Linked DNA regions of Homo sapiens: region 2 is linked to region 1. Evidence: chromatin contacts called from ENCODE Hi-C data. All regions are on one chromosome and are shown on one strand. Each heading gives the region's core, a stretch centred on a gene start or an enhancer-like site at or near the end of the contact. The rest is flanking DNA. Distances are from core to core; before and after follow the strand shown. Region 1 holds the start of USP3 (ubiquitin specific peptidase 3). Region 2 overlaps SMAD3 (SMAD family member 3).

The links. A loop is a pair of places that touch in the nucleus more often than their neighbours do. Pooled maps may share reads with other maps.
Region 2: a pooled map shows a loop between it and region 1 (9-fold over the local background). The contact joins the enhancer-like site here to the promoter of USP3 in region 1. A Hi-C loop is called at or near these places in 2 of 37 single-sample maps with no recorded cell type and 6 of 50 pooled maps.

What each region holds. Positions count from the first base shown.
Region 1 is chr15:63,498,692-63,505,842 of GRCh38, reverse strand. USP3 (ubiquitin specific peptidase 3) reads right to left here and starts at 1,250. Exons shown (of 15, transcript NM_006537.4): 1 at 1,013-1,250. The coding sequence starts at 1,103. RefSeq lists silencers at 439-518, 589-788, 859-968, 1,319-1,658 and enhancers at 1,384-2,176, 2,649-2,698, 2,177-2,970.
Region 2 is chr15:67,077,152-67,084,302 of GRCh38, reverse strand. All of the region lies in intron 1 of SMAD3 (SMAD family member 3), which reads right to left. Among named protein-coding and RNA genes, the nearest start is that of SMAD3, 15 kb to the right of the region's middle. RefSeq lists enhancers at 534-613, 1,084-1,203, 1,961-2,100. Within about 2 kb of position 3,067, at least 33 of the 41 ENCODE cell types and tissues checked have a DNase peak (open chromatin) inside an H3K27ac peak, as active enhancers do.

The DNA of each region.
Region 1 (7,151 bases), core at 1-2,500:
TTTCTGAAGTGCACAATTCGAATTGTACGCTATTAATATAACCCAAGATACCAGTGACCATCTCAAAGCTAATAAACAAAGACTAGCGGTGGCACCAGGGCCCTACCAGGAAGTAAGCAAAGCCGTGTGGCCGGTGCGATCCTAAGAAGTCGCTTAGAGCAGACAATGAGAGGGCACTGGGGCTTCCAAGGGGGCCAGCAGGAGTTAAAACGCTTAAGCTACTCAAAAGCCTTATATAAATCTAATAAGTGTTTCACAACACAGGAACTGGGAATCCCAACGCATTTTCGGACAACCCAAAAGGTCTGAAAAACAAACTCGAGCAGTCCCCTCCAAAGCAGCTGTTGGCTCAGCCTCCGAGCTTCTCAGCCCGCAGCCTGTTTTCAAACTTCACCATCCCTGACGGATGAAAGACCCCGACCTCCGCCGCCCGAGCTCCCAGCGCCTCTCGGGGTTTCGAGGTGCCCGAGCCTGCGGAGAAGGGAAAGGAAACCCGGGCCGGGTTCGGCGGAGGAGAGGAGCCCCGCGCGCCCCGCAGCCCAGACAAAGCTGCGCCCGGAGAGCGGCGCTCTTCCCGCCCTGTCTGCGGAGAAGCGCGGCGCGGGCCCCGCCACACGTGCGGCCGCCCCTCGGGGGCCGGACACCCGCCCCACAGGCGACCCCGCAACACGGACGGGCACAGCCCCCGGCCACGGCAGGGCGGGGCAAGGGCGCACGCAGCTGGCCAGGGTCCCCGCCTGCCGCTGCCCCCACGCGCTCGAGGCCTCCGCGGACTCCCGCCCCTCGCGGCCCTCTCCTTCGCTGGCCCGGCCGTCGGGCCTCGGGAAACAAAGGAGCCGCCGCCGCTCCCGCACGCGCCCGCCTCATCGCGTACCCTCCCCAGCCCGCCGGGCCCGGCTCGCCCTCGCCCCTCCCCGAGTCCGCGCGCCGGCCGCCTGCGGCCCCTAGACGGCAGGCCCGGCAGAGCCGCGGCCTCGGGTGCGCTGCGGGGCCGGCCCGTGGCCGCACTCACCGCTGCAGCACCAGGACGACGGGGAGCCGTTGGGGAACTTGGCTGAGTCCGGAGCAATGCAGACGCTGGAGCTCAGGTGTGGACACTCCATGGCCACGAGGAGGGCAGCTGGGAGGACTGCGGCTCCAGGACCCGGCGAGGTGGGGGCGGAGGAACTCCGGAGGCTCCGTCTGGTGTCGCTTCTAGCCGGGCGCTCGGCCGACGGCGGCTGCGTCTCGAGCCCTTGCGTCAAAGAAAGCACGGGCTTCCGGACGCCGGGTTTTCTCGCCCGCCGTCTCCCGGCGCCCCGCTCCGTAGAACGTGTAACTCCGAGATCCGGGTTCTGCAGCCACCCCTAGACTGGAGGCTTCCGCCTTTCCAGGCCGGCCCCTCCCCGCCCCGCCCCCGGGTCCGCCCCCGCCCAGCCCGCGGGGTGGGGTCCCGGCGAGCTCCAGCTGGTGGCGCAGAGTCCGGCTGTGTTCCGAAGTGACTTTCCTAGTCACGCCGCTTCCCCGGCCCCGGGAAGGGTGGGGCGCCGAGCAGGGCACCCCGGGCCGTCCGCGGCGTTTCCTGCGGTGGGCGGAGGATACTGAACCTATGTGGTGCGGACTACTCGGTGGCTTCGTGGTAAAAATCCGGCCGCTCCGCAAAGTGTAAAGAAGAACTTTAAAACCTCTCGGGCAGACAGGCACCGTGGCCCTCATTTTATACACGAAGAAACAAGCTGGGGAGGCCAAGGGCCTGGCCCCGGGGGAGGCGGGCAGCGGGTTTCATGGGTGCCAGGGCAGTCCCGCCCGACTTAGCGTTAGGCTCCTTGCGGCAGGTGCGATCCGTAGCCCTTTCTAGGTTCTGAACACGTGGCGTTAGCCAGCCACCTAGATGCTGCGTGGGTGGGCCCGCAGGGGCGCCCATGAACCCACGTTCAAATCCTGTCACTGTGACTCACCATCTGCGTTACCTCCAGCACATCGTAGGACTTTCAAGCCAGGAAGTTCAAGTGAGATAAACGTAGCCTGGGATTGCTGGGCAAGCTAAACTCCCCATTACCAGGCGATAAGAAGGGAAGGGATCTAGCATTTGTTAGATACCTAAGGTCTCCCAGCCAGGCACTTCCCATACCGCATTTAAGCCTCGCAACACCCTACCAGCTGTTACCATCCCCTTTTTACCGCAGGGGGAAACCGAGTCTGTAACTTGTTGATCTGTATGGAGATTGGATCCCTGACCCTCTGACCTCTTTTTAGTGAGGGATTAGAGAAGAGGGCAAGCCTCAAGGGGCCGCTTGGGCCGGCATACCCTGGATCGAGCCTGCGATCTCACTGGGGCACTTGAGGACGTCCGGGGCTATTACAAATATTGCTTCCAAGTTGGGGCTCCTTGTAAAACCCGGCGAAGGAGCCTCGGGGCCAGAAGGCGAGCAGGAGGAGGGGGAAGACTGATGTGGCAATCCTGCGGCCAGAGCGAGAGGAGGAAGGAAGGTCAGGAAATGATTAACCGGGCCGGGCAGTGGTTAGAGCCGGGCACCTCCCCGCAATGCAGTCCTAGAGCAGCCAGGGACGCCCCGTCAATCACTTCTTACTCCTCCCTACCTCCCACGCCACAAGTCGGCCTCTTCCGCATAGACCTCTGCCTAATGGTATCCACCCACCGGGGGCACCTCTGCTCATCCTTTCCCCAGAAGTATTTCTGGGTCCTCAAAGATCTGTCCTTTTCCAAGTGGTATTTGCTGTTAGAGCAAGCCTCGGCCTGGGATTTTTATGGCAGTGATGCGTTGTGGAAAGTGCGTCTGCCTAGGAAGGCAGGCCGGCATGCTTTCAAATCTTAGCTCTGCTGCCTACTTGACGGCCAGGCTTAGCAAGCGTCTCTAGCCGTTCCAAGCCTTTTCTAGATCTGTAAAACTGGAAGAAGAATACTTGTCTCGCAAGGAACATGTGAGAATTCATGAAAATTGCCACCACATACTAGGTGGCCAATAAATTATAACTTTGTATTTGTTTTTACTGACACTAGATGAGAGCTGCTTCCCTGGGAAGCGGGAGGAGGAGAAACAATAATATCTGCCCTTGGCTCAAGTTCTTCCACCCATCTCTCCATGTCAACCTATTTGTCTTTAAGGCCTTGCTCCACCAACCTTCTGTTTCCTCCGGACACCCACCCCCACTTAGCATCCATAACCCCTTGTTCGGCCCTGGAGCATGACCTCACTCAGGCCATGCTTCATACTGGTATGTAATATTTCTTCACCCTCTCAGAGACTCCGTTTCCTAATCCCCTAGACTTCAGTTTAAACATCACTTCCTGAGGGAGTCTTTCCCGACCCTTTCCCACCCGCAGGGTACCTCCCAGTGTGTGATGTCCTTGTCTGCCCCAACACCGGCTTTTAAAAACACTTAAAACAAAAAACAAAACAAAAAAAAAAACAGTGTCTCCTATATTGCCCAGGCTGGTCTCGAAATCCTGGGCTCAAGAGATCCTCCCGCCTAGGCCTCCCAAAGTGCTAGGATTACGGGCATGAGTCACCGCGCCCGGCCTAAAAACACTCTTCATGCGTGTAATTATTTGTTTAATGTCTCTCTTCCTCTTGTTTGTCCATAAGGTAGCAAACAAGTCTGTCTGGTTTTCTGCTTTATTTCTAACATGCAATGTAGAACATGGAGGATGTCTGATAAGTAAGTGAATACATGACATGAACGGGTGAGTGTGCGGTATGTTAGCCATGTCTACCATGGGCAAGAGCCTAGCAGGTGGCCCAATATTTGCCAATATTTGACCCCTAGAGATGATCTCTAAATTTCCTTTCAGTTCTAGCTTTATGATTTTAACGGAATCAGGAATGTGAAAGTGCTTTGTAAGGTGTAAGCTATTTTAAGGGAAAAAAAAGTTTCCATTAGTGACTTCTCTCCCCAGCTAGAATAAAAACCCTTGGGAGCAGGGGCCCTAATTTAGTCCCGATTGTGATAGTCCCCAGAGGGCAAGCTCTATCAGGCAGTCCAGAGAAGTTGGGCAAAATCAGAGAGGCCCTCCTGGGGCGTTTGCTAGATTTCCCTAAAATAGTGAACTTTCCTGTGTCTTTGAAAGTTTCCATAATAAGAAAAGAGTGGAGAAAAAGAAACCCGCAGTGAGTAAATGAGTCAAATGGGGGAAGACCATGAGGCACACTGGGAAATCTGCCTTTTCAGTCCCTCGTTTCTTCAGCTGCATTTAATACAACATTCGCGTTTTTATTCTTGGCCCGCATCCCTCTGGCACTGAGGAGCTCTGACTTACATCCCAGGGAGCCCTGATGGTGACGAGCCAGCCTCCAGCCTCCAGCTCCCGTGCTCTTGAGTGCGCTGCTCCCGGGATTCCCCACCCAGCCCTCTGGACATCCGGGGGCGGGGAGGGAGGGTGGTTTCCGCGGCAAAACCTGCCCGAAGCGGCGGGCCTGTTCTAAAAGTTTGCATTTTTCAAAGGGGAGGAATGCAAAATTGCAACCGTACTATCAAATGTTTCTCTCCTAAAGGATAATTGTGTATATACATGGAAGTGGGGTCGGTAGTGAGGGGAGGGCAAGGTCATATATTGCAGGGGAACCACTTCAGGAAAGGTCTCAAGGTTGCCGCGATTTTCCTAAAACCTTAAACTTAGGACTTTTGGCAGAATTGATGGTCCTTAACCAACAATTACAAGGCAGACCAGGCCCTGGGGAAAACTAGCTCTGACTATCCTCACCCAGGGAAGGCTCATTGGAAACACTCCGAGAGATGGCTTAATTATTAATATTTACCATAGAGATTGTTCTAGGAGCAACGCCTCCTTGGGAAACCAAAGTTATATCAAGAGGAGGCTTGGTAAGTGTTGGGGGCAGGGAATGGGCCGCTGCCGCTCAGAGACTCTTCTGTTGCCTGGTTTAATTTTCCTAGTGGCACCTATCTAATATTTCCTTGCATGTTTACTTGCTTATCTATTGTCAGTCTCCATGAGAACAAAGATCTTGCCAGTGCTGTTGGTTGCCTGATTTCCAGCCCCTGGAATACAGCCTGGTAGGTGGCAGGCCCTCAGTAACTATTTGTTGAATGACTAAATAAATGGAGAGGGGTGGGTGTGGGCTCCAACCACCCAGCTCTCACTTCCCCACTCAGGAATACTGGTGGTGTCATTCTCCCCACTACTTCCCATTTACCCCTTTCACATCATCTCCCTGCTGGAATTCTTCAGTGGTTCCCCACCTTTTGGAAAAAATCCAAAACCCACTGCTCTCACAGGTACCTGGCCCCTCCCTTTTATTATAACTTTTTTTTTTTTAACTGTTACAGAAGTATTTCAAATAGTCCCCTCATAGAAATTGTGCTTCCTCATACCTCCGTGTCCTCCCCTGTCTGGTCCCCTTCTACTTGGTCTGCTCCTACTCCTTCCCCATGAAGCACATAGCCTCTTCCGGGAAGCCCTCCGTCACTCACCCAAGCACACTTCTCACATGGTGCTGTTATTTTCTGTTCACATTTCAGTCTGTCTTGGGAATAGGTGTTTTGTTTTTTTTTTTTCATCTGAGGATTTTCAGCACCTAGTTCAGCAATAGCAGATCTTAAAAAATTTGTCCACTGAATGTTGTTGGAAGTGCTCCTTTTTAAAGTGATTACAGCAATAATTATATGATATGGTCCCCTAAGTATTCAGAGAAAGGACCTCAACTATTTGAGAACGGAAACTTACATGTTATTGGGTCCCAACTAGGTGTCTGATACTGTGGCAACTTGTTGGGACCCAATAAATACTATGGTTTTTATTTCTTCTTTAATCCTTCCCCCCTACCAATGCAAAAACAAAAAAACAAAAACAAAAACAAAACCTTGGAGGTGGATATTATCATCTCCATTTTACTGGTGAGAGAACTAAAGTTCAAAGAATGTTAAATAATTGCACAAATTTACACAATCAGTAACTGGTCTTTTATCAAAAGAGGTAAGGTTTCACCCCTCATGCACATGGTCATGTCAATGATTTTGCAGTATTACACAGGAGAAGCCAAAGTTCCGAATAATGGAGTCATTTAGTGACCACAGGACACAGACAAGCCTCTGAGTAACTGAAGAAAGATTTATGTTCGGTGCCATTGTTGTAATTACCGCATCATCAACATATTGACTTATACTGCTTTTAACGCTTTCCTCTTTATCATTGAAATCTCCTTTTATGAAGGAGATGAGGGGGTTTTCTTGTTTAAAGACCCACTTTGCAGATAAAGCACTGACAGATTAAGCAAAACAGTGTGGCTCTAGCACCAAACAACTTTTATTTATTTATTTATTTATTTATTTTGAGACACGGTCTCTTTCGTCCTGGCTGGAGCAGGATCGCAGCTCACTGCAGCCTTGAACTCCTGGGCTCAAGCTATCCTCCTGCCTCAGCCTCCCAAGAAGCTGGAACCACAGACATGTGCCACCACACCTGGCTAATTAAAAAAAAAAATTTGTAGAGAGAGGGTCTCACTATGTTGCCCAGGTCTCCAGTGGCTCCAGCCTCAGCCTCCTGAGTTGCTGGGATTACAAGCGTGAGCCACCTTGCCCGGCCCCAAACAACTCTTTGATAGTAGATAAGTCACTTCTCTCTGGGCCCCAATCTTTCTTTCCATCTGTAAAATCGGGGGTTGAACTAAATGACCATTGAGGGCCTTTCCAGAGAGAGAATCCAGCAATCCGGTGATAGTTCACAGTCATCCAGTGACACCAGCAGAGGCAACACTGCTTTGTGTGCTGTGGAAGAGACTGCTGTTTACACCAAATGTGCTTTCTTTTCCTCTTGGTTTCACAACTCGAAATTTCTCGGCTTCCCTTGTAGCTAGGTGTGGCCATTTTAGCCAACGCTGTCTGAGCAGAAATCACAAGAAAGCCTTGGCTGGGGCTGGGCGCAGTGGCTCACGCCTGTAATCTCAGCACTTTGGGAGGCCGAGACGGGCAGATCACAAAGTCAGGAGATGGAGACCATCCTGGCCAACATGGTGAAACCCCATCTCTAATAAAAATACAAAAATTAGCTGAGTGTGGTGGCGTGCGCCTGTAATCCTAGCTACTCGGGAGGCTAAGGCAGCAGAACAACATGAACCCAAGAGGTGGAGGTTGCAGTGAGCCGAGATTGCGCCACTGCACTCCAGCCTGGGTGACAGAGTGAGACTCCATCTAAA
Region 2 (7,151 bases), core at 1,818-4,317, 3.6 Mb before region 1:
GAGACCATCCTGGCTAACACAAAGAAACCCCGTCTCTACTAAAAATACAAAAAAAAAAAATTAGCCAGGTGTGGTGGCAGACGCCTGTAGTGCCAGCTACTCGGGAGGCTGAGGCAGGAGAATAGCATGAACCCCGGAGGCAGAGCTTGCAGTGAGCCGAGATCGCATCACTGCACTCCAGCCTGGGCGACAGAGCGAGACTCCATCTCAAAAAAAAAAAAAAAAAAAAAAAGAAAAAAAAAGAAAATCTGAGAACGGATACACAGATTCTTTCAGATTCTCCCTTCAAGCTTGTCATTTTGTAGAAGAGAAGACCAACACCCAGGAAGTCAAGTTGACTTCCCCAAAGTCATAAAGCCCATCTCCACCAGCAAGAGAGGCCAAGGACCCTCAACCTCACCCAGAAAACAGGATGCTAAGATCACAGTTTCTTTGGGTCTCATTTTATTTGTTCACTTGCTAATTCAACACTTTTTAGAACCTGGGGGCTCCAGTAATCATGAACATCAGAGTAGGTTGTGTGAGGAGAAAGAAGAAGAAATGGCAAACATTCAATTTCAGATATTGTAGGGATGTTCAGGTATTGTCCAGAGAGCAGCTGGAGCTGAGGGGTCCCTAGCTCTGGAGAACTGCAGATCTGGAAGATATCCCCACATTGAAAGCACACGAAACCCAGGGAGAGCAGAAGTAGTTTGAACTGCAATTCTGACTCAGCCCAGCTGGGCAGAATGATGTCCAGCATATGGTTTGATTTTCTCATCGTTGAAGTTAAAGCAGATAGCAAAAAATAAAAATAAAAAAACACAGTGGCCAAAAGATGACATTTAAAAAGATCCCTGGATCAAAGCCTTTTTGTGAGTACTGTTATTTCATCCTCCTCCTAACGGTAACCACTTCCCACATGAACCCCAGTAAGGCAACCGTGCAGCCCACAAGAGAGATAGAAATATGACCACACTTCCCTCTTATAAACAGGCGATGGTAAACATCTGAGACCACTGGTCCACAGCCGTGGTTAAACAAAGGGTTGGGGGCACCCTGGCATGGCCGTCAGGGCCTCCGTCTCCCCAACAGGCTGACGCTCTATGAGTGGTGAACTTGGACCATTAACTTCAGAACTGAGGCAAACAGAACCAGCCTCGCACTGCGGCAACTTCGTCTGGTTTCATGCCCCGGCTCACCTGGCCACTGCTTCTGGAAACTGAAGAATTTTCCAGGAAAGTAGCTGTTGGTTCCAGGCCCATGCTCAAAGGCACCTCTCTCTGCTCCACCAGGACAAGACGGCAGGAAGACAACTTACGTATTTACTGGAGTGCCCACCCCATGCCAACCCTCACCTCTTGGATCAGTAGCAGTGATAGATTCTTTTTTTAAACAATCAGAGCAAAAACTGTAACTCTTTTAATCAAGCAAGAAAAACAAGAAGACCTCAAAAAACTAATTAACTCTGAGATGTTCCCTGGGGTTCCAAGTTATCCCAGCTCCTAGATCAATAGGAAAACAAAACACGAGGCCTTGGGACAGGCTCTGTTTTCTCTGAATTGGAATGAAAGGGCACTTGCACACTTGAAGTTAGTGATTAGCTCTTTGCGACTGAAGACTCAAGGGTATTCCCTATCTGCAGAAAGTTCCGTCCGACGACGGCAAAACTTTATATAATTTGGACAGGACTTTGTTTTTAACCACTAAACATTTATAGAATTTTTATGTCTTCCTATATATATGCTTTCAGAGAAAGTTTCCAGCAGATTCAAAACAAGAGAGATGCACAAAGATACTAAACATGCAATTAAACTGCATATGGTTTTGAAGCTAGAACACAGTGAGAAACTTTAGAAAATTTCCCCTGAGGGAGGAGGCTCTCAGCGCTGTGCCCTGCCCCCACTTCAAACCCTAGGGCAAGTTGTTATCATTTTGTCAACAGGAAAATAAGACTGGTGGAGGGGTGGAGACAGAAATCGCAACTGCTTGAAACCTGAAACAACCTGGCTTGCATCACAAAATGTGTGGCCCTGGGCATGGCATTCAGAGGCCCAGACAGTCCCCCTGCTCTGTTTCTCAGGTCCTTTTGTCTCCTTGGGCCTCAATTTAACACCTCTTCCAAAGCTACCAGACTGCCACAATCTACTCAGGAGATACTCCAAACACAATTATAGCACTATCTCTCCACCTGACTGCAAGCTCCATGAGGGCAGACTTACCATCATGTCCTCAGAAGTCAGCAAGACATCATCAGTAAGTGTTCAGGAGTCTCACTTAGCGAAGGAAACCAGCAACCAACAAACATTAATCAGTAAGTTGGTGCCTAAGTAATGGCAGTTTTTGCCATTATTTTCAATGGCAAAAACTGCCATTACTTTTGCACTAACCCAAATAAAATTTACTAAGCACCTACCTCCATACTAATCACCCTGATGAGTCAAAGGAATAGCCTGGGCCCTTGACCTCGAGAGGCTTCTGAGGGTCCATTATTTCTGTCATTGACTGCATGTGATACAATACTGACCAACAAGATACCAGGAGGCTCCCGGGGAAGGTTTTCTTCCTAAAGAGACCCCCAAGGAATAGGAGCCCTTTTCTGCCCTTGGATGCAACGTTTATAGACGGTAATATCTGCAACAGTTGTGGCCACCCTTGGACCAACAGGAGACAAGCTTGAAGAGAATATGGCCAGGAGGAAAGATGTAAGGCTCCTGAGACCTTCTGATGCCTGACTTTCCTGCTTCTAGCCTTCTTAGTGGAAGTAATAAGCCCTCTTATGATTGAAGCTATTTGTTGGGTTTCAAGTCACTTTTGGCCAAAAGCATCCTGATACAGCAATGCTGGGCTCCGATACAGAATGTGGGATGGACTCACGACGGAAGGGGCCAACTGGCTTACTGCGGCACACAGGCATGAAGGACTGAGGGCCTCAGCTGGGGAAGGGAGGCTGGCAAGGGTAAGAAGAGCTGTAACTCAGGAGACTCAAAAGCCGCTTCCAGCCTTACCCACAAGATGGCCTAGTCATCCCCATGACACCAGGGCTCAGTTCCCACGATGACTATCTGATGCACTGGAGCATAAGTAATGAATACTCTCTGTCCATGCCACCCCCACACATGCCTCCGCGTGTCTGTGGGGTAGCAAAAGGGGAAATGCATCGTGTTCTATTTATAAGACCCAGCTGAGCCACAAAGGCTAACGACAGGGGCACTGTAGTATCAGCTGAAGCTCTCCAAACAGGTGCCAAGTTTGGTTTGAATTTATATTTCACATTTCTCAGGCTGAAACCGTTCCTCTCTGTCATTCCAACTGCTCTCCTTGGAGCTCACCCGACATGGCCTCGCCCACAGCAACAGTCTGGTTGGAGAGTTGAGAGAACTCAAGTCCCTCTCCAGACTTCCAATAAATTATCTGGGGCAAGAGAAGGAGGATGAGGTTTGGATGATCGCGGAAACAAACCCTGAGAGCCCAAAGCAGGAGTGAAACAGCACAGCCCTTACATGTTCTCTGCAGAATTCCGTTGGCAGGGAGGGGTTATTCGGGGCCACGTGCTTGCTCCGCAGCGGCCCTGGCACATTCCATGCACTGACCACAATCAAAGAGAAAGAAAAGGCATGCTTACTGTTATTTTTAATTCCTTCCTCAAGGCCTTCCAAAATTCTTCAGCAGGATTATCCACTAAACTTTCACCACTCCCAGCCAATAGTCCCTTTGAAGCCCAGAGCTAAAGTAAAGTGGAGAGCAGGAAAAGTCAGGTCCCAGAAGTCTCTGCTCTTGGCCATTAAATATCATCCAAGTTGCACTGGGCCTAGTGGCATCTCCCGGACTTCAAAGGGACAGGGCCTGATGATGGTGCCGACATAGTAGAGCCACGTGAATGCCCTGCCACTGCCACCCCCACCTGCTCCATACACACCTGACCTTGACCTCCACCTCCTTTCCCTTCAGTAGTAGACATCAGCATAGCCAAATGTTCCCTAACTCATACTCCAGTTAATTAAGCTCTAGTGCTAACTTTACCATGTTTTCAACATCTCGTCCAGTTTTAAAATATTACATTGCCAACTTGTTGCATGACCTTGGGCAAGTCCTTTCACTTAGAATAGCAGGACATAATTTGCACATTCCCTTCCACTTAAGCAACAGCACATGAGCTGGCGGATCCAATTCTCCATTACCTTGGTCAGGTATCAAGACCAGAGGCAGGGTGACTATTACCCAGGTTTGCCTGGACGGTCCTGATTTATGGCCAAGGACCGTAATTAATAGTGGCCATAATTAATAATGCTGCCCCTTTTCACTCTTGGAAACATCCTGGTTTGTTTGATAAATTATGTAGTCACCCTAGATTCTAGAAGGTGTAGAGCTTCAGTGGCAAATCCAGCTCCAGCCCTTAGCCTGAGACTTAAAGCAACTTACCTAAGTAATCTGAACCTTGTTTCTGTCATTTACCAAATGAGAATAATGATAGCAGTGTCATAGCTTTTTGTATGAGGACAACAATGGCCATCCTTTCTTGAGGGGCTATGGGGTAGAGCTCAGAGAACTAGGAACCAGAGACCAGAGTTAAGATTCCTGTTCTGCCACTGACCCCTCAATGCTTCAGCCTCCTCCTCTGTAAACATAAATACATAAGTACCCAGAGTACTGTAGGTAAGTAAATAAGATCAAGGAGATCACCCCCTCTGGCATACACTCAGCATGCAGTTGACACTCAGTCCATGCAACACGTACCAGGATCACCCCATGTGAGTGGGCTTAGGTGATTTGCTAACAGTCAACACTGCTGACTCGACCATCTTCTGAGTCAAATGCTTGGACATGGCCAAGAGTAACAGCTCACCTAAGCTTCTAGTACAAGGCACCAGAGCCTATGTGCCCCGAGCTCATATTCCAATATAATTTTGTGCAATATTTATGATTGTCTCTAAGGTCTCTGTGGAAATCTGGGTGTGAACTTAGAAGCCTTAACTCCCATCTCTGTCAGAAAGGGTTTTTAGCAGTATTAGTGAGTTCTACACCATAAAGAAATAATATGCGGGGGGCGAGGTGCGGTGGCTTACACCTGCAATCCCAGCAATTTGGGAGGCTGACGCGGGCAGATCACCTGAGGTCGGGAGTTCGAGACCAGCCTGACCAACATAGAAAAACCCCGTCTTTACTAAAAATACAAAATTAGCCAGGCATGGTGGTGCATGCCTGTAATCCCAGCTACTCGGGAGGCTGAGGCAGGAGAATAGCCTGAATCCGGGAAGCAGAGGTTGCCGTGAGCCAAGATCACGCCTTTGCACTCCAGCCTGGGCAACAAGAGCGAAACTCCGTCTCAAAAAAAAAAAATAATAATATGTGACATTGCAAAACATTTCACAGCTTGCAAGAAGCTTTTAATCTAAAATAAATCTAATCTGATTTAAGTAAATAACTTCAATAACATCCCTCCTTGAGGGAGGTCATTGTTTTTCCCATTTTACTGATGAGGAAAAGGAAGCTCAAATAAGTTAAACAACATGTCCACAGTCACCACCGCAGTAAGTTGGGGAGCAGGGATTTGAACCCAGGGCACTCCGCAGCAATAGGCTGCCCCTGGTCTTGCCTTCAGTTAAGAGGTTTCTAGCAATGTTTTCAAAAACAGCCCATGAAGTAGAATCAGTCCTTGGACATGAAACTCAATCTTTTAAAAACCCAGCAACTTAAACCACCACCACCACCACCAAGCTGACCCTCTAAAGGCGAGGTAAATAATAACCAATCTCTCAATGATAAAAGGAATGAAGAATACTGATTTAAACATGCTGTTTTAGTCTCTCATTAAGGAATATAATCTGTTTTCAATAAACATACATCCTGCTATGGGTCTGCAGTACTGAATTTAGGTAGTTTCCACTGATTGCAGTGTGGTCTGGAATTGGAAAGCCTGGCCTTGATTGATGATCATCAACAAAGAAATTGAAAACACTGACCAGAGACGGTCCATATGAAGGCACTGTGTCAGGCACAGGGAAGACCCAGCAGAGGCCGAGATCTAATTTGGGGGCCTGTGCTTGGGTAGACCAGGCATCTGCATGGAGGCCAGCAACACCCCACTTAGTTTCCCAAGGTATCCATATCAAAAGCCTGACATGACTCACTGGCTAATTACCTGAACGCCTGGGGTCCCTGAGCCCTCCTGGCTGAACAACATGTCTTCTCTCCTGACAGTGAACAAAACACTATCTTCAACCTGCTCCAGACATAGCCTAAAGCTGTCCACATGGTACTGTAAGGGATTATGACTCTGACCTGGATAACTCGGGCAGAAAACCTGCTGTTAACAGCCACTGGGTAAGAGGAGGAAATGAAACAAGAAACGATAGAGTGGTGGCTTTCACCGTGCCACTCCCCTGCTTTAAAATCTCCTGGACACTTACAGAGCAAGGTCCAAACACAAAGTACGAAGTTTGGCAAGCCAAAGCCCTTGACAACATCCTTCTCCAACTCCTCTCTGGCCACTCCCTCATCCACACTCTGGCCACCCTAAACTGTCTTGCCTTCCCTAGATGTCAGGCCCTTCCGCAGTCTGGTCTGTGCTCTGTGCTGCCTCCCACTCCACTCCTACACTCCTATCCATCCTTCAAGGCCCCAATTGAGTATTGCCTCCTCTGTGAAGCCTTCTGATACCTCCAGAAATAGACCTGTTCTTCCTCTAGGCTCCCAAATATTTTGTTTGACCTTCACTATAGTGTCTCTTCCACAGGCCCACCATAACTGTGGTTACTGGTGTCCCTTTTTTGCCTCTGAGCAGTTCAGAGACACAACTTCATCTCTATATCTCTGGTACTTAATAAAGATTTCCAGCAAACAAAGGCACATTCAGTGGTCCAGCTCTCTGCTCCACTTTTTGAATGAGCAGCTATAATATGTAGCACCTTCTCCCTCATCTGCATTAAATTCACTCTGGCCTGGGTTGAGGGTGAGGGAAATCAATTCCTGTGAACATCTCCAAAATGCTACCCATATAATGGTGCCACCTGGACTGGGATTCAGTTGTGGCCACGCAACTGAGCGGATGCTACAAAAATAAATACATACATACATACATACGTACATACATACATACATACAGAAATGCCTGCCCTAAGAGCAAAAATACAGAGGAAGGCCTACACACCATATGTAGTATTTAAAGACAA